Linked DNA regions of Homo sapiens: region 1 is linked to region 2. Evidence: read pairs that join two places in POLR2A ChIA-PET (ENCODE). Cell type or tissue: HCT116. All regions are shown on one strand. Region 1 has its middle 9.3 kb from the start of MRPL4. Region 2 overlaps PDE4A (phosphodiesterase 4A).

Region 1 (2,500 bases), 190 kb after region 2:
TATCGATCTCTTGACCTCGTGATCCGCCTGCCTCAGCCTCCCAAAGTGCTGAGATTACAGGCGTGAGCCACTGCACCCTGCCTTTTTGTATTTTTAGTAGAGACACGGTTTCACCATGTTGTCCAGGCTGGTCTCAAACACCTGGCCTCAAGTGATCTGCCCGCCTTGGCCTCCCAAAGTGCTGGGATTACAAGCGTGAGCCACCGCGTCCGGCCCCCAGTTATGAGTCTTAATAAAAGGGCAGTAACGACCAGGGGACCTTCACACCAAAAGGCTCAAAGTTTGACCATTTTGAGCCAAGCCTGGGGAGAGGTCAAAGGCCAATGCAACCAGCCCTCTCCTGTGGATCAAAGGCTCAATTGCAGGTGACCTCTGTCCTTGGTAGTGTGGGACCAGCATCAACCCTGTAATCCAGAGAGGGTCTTTGCTGGCTGTGGGTATCACACCAATTTAGGGGGCACATATCAGATGCGGGAAGGCCCCTCAACATCTGGCCTCAGCTTTTCCTCCATTACTGAACAAGGGTTCTCACAAAGGCCAGGGGTCAGGCCTGCAATACTGGGGGGCAGCCCCCCAAAAAGAAGGTACAGAGCATGAGGTCGGTGGCTAAAGTGATCCGCCCAACTCAGCCTCCCAAAATGTAGGGATTACAGGCTTGAGCCACCTCACCCAGTCAATTTTCTTCATCTTTAAAATGGGATTGGCTGGGTGTAATGGCTCACGCCTGTAATCAGCACTTTGGGAAGCCGAGGAGGGTGGATCATTTAAGGTCAGGAGTTTGAGACCAACCTGACCAACATGATGAAACCCCGTCTCTACTAAAAATACAAAAATTAGCCCGGCATGGTGGCGGGCGCCTGTAATTCCAGCTACTCAGGAGGCTGAGTGACGAGAATTGCTTGAGCCCGGGAGGCAGAGGTTGCAGTGAGCCAAGATTGCGCCACTGCACTTCAGCCTGGGTGACAGAGCAAGACTCCATCTCAAAAAAAAAAAAAAAAAAAGTACAGGGCATGGATGGATGACACAGATCTGTTGGTGGGGGGTGAGGGGTGGTCTCCTATACTAGGGAGAGCTGCCTAAAGCGCCCCTCCCCCATCAACTGTCCAAACATCTGCTGTTTGTTTGTTTTCAGCTCAGCTTGTGTGTAACTGCCAAGCTCCGTGAGGGGGCAAAGCCTCCCACGGAGGGCCTCCCCGCAGTGGGGCTGATTTGCATGGATATTTTCATTCCCTACAGTTCCCTGAGCAACCAGGACAGGCGTGAAGGGTAGAAAAAAAGCCACAGAACTAGCCCTCCAGGCAGGTGTTGGCGAGAACCAGAGAGTCCAACCTCCTTGAGGGCCTGAGACCCTGGGCATGTCACATTGGCTCTCCAGGCCTCAGTTTCCTCCTCTGTAAAATGGGGGTATAGTTGCCCCTACCCACATGGTTCTTGCAGGGCTTAAGCCTGCGAGCCCTGGCATCATCTAGTCCCTGTGCTGTTCTCCCTGCATGGCTCGGGGCTGACCTCTGCACGGGACATCTCCCCTGCCAACTGGCTTCTGGCCACATTTAGCCAATGGGAGGCACTGGGGGCAGATTTTCCGAGAGGAAGGTAGGAGAAGCCAAGATATTTCTTTTCTCTTCTTTTCTTTTTTGAGACGGAGTTTCGCTCTTGTCGCCCAGGCTGGAGTGCAATGGCACGATCTCAGCTCACTGCAACCTCCACCTCCTGGGTTCAAGTGATTCTCCCGCCTCAGCCTCCCAAGTAGCTGGGATTACAGGCACGCACCACCATGCCCGGCTAATTTGGTATTTTTAGTAGAGACGGGGTTTCACCATGTTGGTCAGACTGGTCTTGAACTCCTGACCTCAGGTGATTCACCTGCCTCAGCCGCCCAAAGTGCTGGGATTACAAGCGTGAGTCACCGCACCCGGCCTCTTTTTGCTTTTTTTCTAGGGATAGGGTCTTACTCTGTCACCCAGGCTGTAGTGCAGTGGCACAATCATAGCTCACTGCAGCCTCGACCTCCTGGGCTGACGTGATCCTTCTGCCTCAACCTCCTGAGTAGCTGGAACCACAGGTGCGTGCAACCATACATGGATTTTTTTTTTAAAGATTTTTAAAATAGAGATGGGGGTCTCCTATATTACCCAGGCTGGTCTCAAACCCCTGGCTTCAAGTGATCCTCCCACCTTGGCCTCTCAAAGTGCTGGGATTACAGTCATGAACCACTGCACCCAGCCCAAGATATTTCTCCCCATATGCCTCTGGTAGCACCTCCCATTAGATATCATCTTCCTATATGGTAATTTCTATTTAAATTTTTTACATGGTCTGCCATATCCTTTATTTTTATTATATTTTTTAAGAGATGAGGTTTGGCTATGTTGCCCAGGCCGGAGTCCAACTCCTGGGCTCAAGTGATCCTCCTGCCTCAGCCTCCCGAGTGGCTGGGACTACAGGCCTACACCACCATGCTTGGTTTATGCTAATTTTTTTTTTTTTTTTTGAGATGGAG
Region 2 (2,500 bases):
AGCCAAGATCACTCCACTGCACTCCAGCCTGGGTGACAGAGCGAGACCCTGAAAAAAAAAAAAAGGAAGAAAGAGAGAAAGAAGGAAAGAAGGAAAGGAAGAAAGAAAGGAAGGAAGGAAGGAAGAAAGAAAGAAACTGAGGCACATAAAGGATAAATACTATGGTTATTAGTAGCAGAGCATGGATTTCTTTTAAAATTTATTTATTTTGTAGAGATGAGGTTTTACTATGTTGCCCAGGCTGGTCTCAAACTCCTGGGCTCAAGCCATCCTCCCACCTCAGCCTCCCAAAGTGCTGGGATTACAGGCATGAGCCACCACGCCCGGCCTAGAATGTGGATTTGAACCCAGGCAGCTGAGCTACAAAGCTGCGACGAGTGTCTTCCCCCGGGGCGCACAGGGCAGGCAGGCCTGGTGTCTCCCCCGGCTCCCCGTGCTTTTCCACCTGACTCACTTGTAGGTGGTGCCAGGCAGCCTTTATGGAAAGGCCTGGCATTTGCTTTGTGAAGGTCACATGGAGGTTGAAGGCGGGTGCTGGTGTGTGTCTCCCAGGCAGGCGCGTAGTGCCAGGTGACACAGCTCTTTGGGGGGCTGAGTATGTAAGAGACTGGGGGAGAGGGAGGTCTGTGTGCCCCCGGGCATCACACATAGACATCTCTGTGGCATCGCACATCTGCCTGTGTGAGCAGGGGCTGGGTGCTCATGGGTGCCTGTGTGCATCTCTGTGTCTTTATCTGTGTATTTCTGAGTCTGGGTGACTTTATGAGACCGTGTCGCACTGATACTGTGACAGTCCCTGACCCCTGTGTGGGCACGGGGTGCGTTCCTGTGTGTATCTGGTGCAGGTGGGAGTACAGCATACAGGAACATGTGTGGGCCCTGGGTGTGTATTTTTGTGAGAATGTGTCTCACCAAAATACAGTGTCCCCCACTGTGGAGGAACGCAGTGTAGACGAGGATGTGCGAGGGCTGGGCCAGGGTTGCTGTGGTCTGTGTGTCACCTGTGTGTGGCCATGAGTCAACTGCAGGGTCCTCTTGGTGCAGCCAGGAGACCCATACCTAGTACGGTAAACACCAGGTGACCCGGATTGCCCTGTGTGCGGCCCTGTGTGTGTGTCTGTGTTAGAGACCATGGAGCAGGAAAGCAAGAACAAGGCTAGAAACCCCTGAGAATTCTGAGAACTTAAAGGCCACTCACAGCCCCAGCTCAGTCCAGCCTATTCTAAACACCCTCCATGAGACCCAGAATCTCCCCTCCCCACCCCCAACCCAGCTTGGTTTTCAGCCTGGCAGCTCCAGCATGAGAGGGGGTGGGGAAGGTAAGGCTGGAGACACTGAGCCAGGCAGGGACTTAGGGATCTGGTTCTAGGCCAGTGGCCTGGGAGTGGAGCCCAGGTGACGCTGGACACCCATATTTGCAGCCAAAGTGAATGCCAGAAGCTCAGGTTTAAGGACACAAAGAGGGTGACGGGTCCTACCTTGGATAGGCAGGAATGGACCCAGCACCCACTTTGAGGGCTGCCACCTTCAAGAAGCCCTCAGCAGCACCCCAGGCCTTTAGAGCCAGGAAAGGGGGTGGGGCCCCAGCCAGATCCTGGAAGCCACTTAGGGGACTCACCCAGGTAGACTCAGCACCCCCACCCCCCCAGCACAGCCAGTGCCCTTCAGTATTAAAAGAGAGGACTGACTGGCCACGGGCCACCCACCTGACAGATCTGCCCGGAGGGTGCCGACGGGTGTCCTCATCGCTGAAGGGGAAGTGGGTCAGGGACTCGGGGCCCGTGGGGGGCAGTGCCAGGGCAGGGGGCCGGGGCCGGGCCCGGGGCGCTGCACCGGAGCGCATGGGAGCCAAGCGCCGTCGTCGGGGCGCGCATGGGGACGGCGGCAGGGCGGTGTGGCGCGCGCTGCTGGCCAGGCCCAAGGTGTCTGCGGCCTCCACTGCCGGCACCGCCTCCACGCCTCTGGTGACCCCCCCAGGGACAGCCCCGGGCGGTCGAGCGTTCCCGGGTCTGCACGGGGGAGGGGAGCGCACGGGCGCTCTGTCTGCCTCCCCCTGCAGGGGTCCTGCGGAGTCGGACGCACACTTCCCCCCCCCCCCCCCGTCTCCTCCCTCCTAGGCCTCTGGGGTGCCCCGGGGCTCCGGTTTCCCGGCTCCGGGCCCGCCCTCCTGCCACCGCCTCCGGCCCCGCCTTTCCCCCCTCCCCGCCCTGACGTCGAGCTGGGCCCGCTCGAGGTCTCTGATCGCTGATCGCCGTGCGCCCCCGGGGAAACGGGACTCGAGTGTGGGGCCGGGTGACATAAACCCAGGGGAGGGGAAGGTGCAGCTCAGCGGTGGGAAGGAGAAACAAAACAGAGACAGAAGAGACAGAAGTGGAGACAGAGACGCAGGACGCAGAGAGAGAGACCCGGAGAGAAGCAACGATTTCCCTACACACACCCTGCGGACCCCACGCGGGGCTCCCAAAGGCCCTGGCCCCTCTTCCTCTTCTGTCCCCGCCCC

What was found. Peaks named below come from ENCODE experiments on the same cell type or tissue, not always from the same donor. Only the 100,000 strongest peaks of a DNase experiment are listed, where the experiment ranks them.
Region 1: POLR2A ChIA-PET joins it to region 2 with 6 read pairs; 4 of 35 experiments call an interaction of 5 or more read pairs at or near these places.

What each region holds. Positions count from the first base shown.
Region 1 is chr19:10,241,644-10,244,143 of GRCh38, reverse strand. No RefSeq gene overlaps it. Among named protein-coding and RNA genes, the nearest start is that of MRPL4, 9.3 kb to the left of the region's middle. RefSeq lists an enhancer at 1,453-1,532. In HCT116, no CTCF peak of the experiment used is centred here; no DNase peak of the experiment used is centred here; H3K4me3 peaks cover 587 bases.
Region 2 is chr19:10,431,778-10,434,277 of GRCh38, reverse strand. All of the region lies in intron 1 of PDE4A (phosphodiesterase 4A), which reads right to left. Among named protein-coding and RNA genes, the nearest start is that of PDE4A, 12 kb to the right of the region's middle. RefSeq lists enhancers at 1,035-1,717, 1,718-2,401 and silencers at 1,717-2,036, 2,057-2,216. In HCT116, no CTCF peak of the experiment used is centred here; no DNase peak of the experiment used is centred here; H3K4me3 peaks cover 1,414 bases; H3K27ac peaks cover 2,313 bases.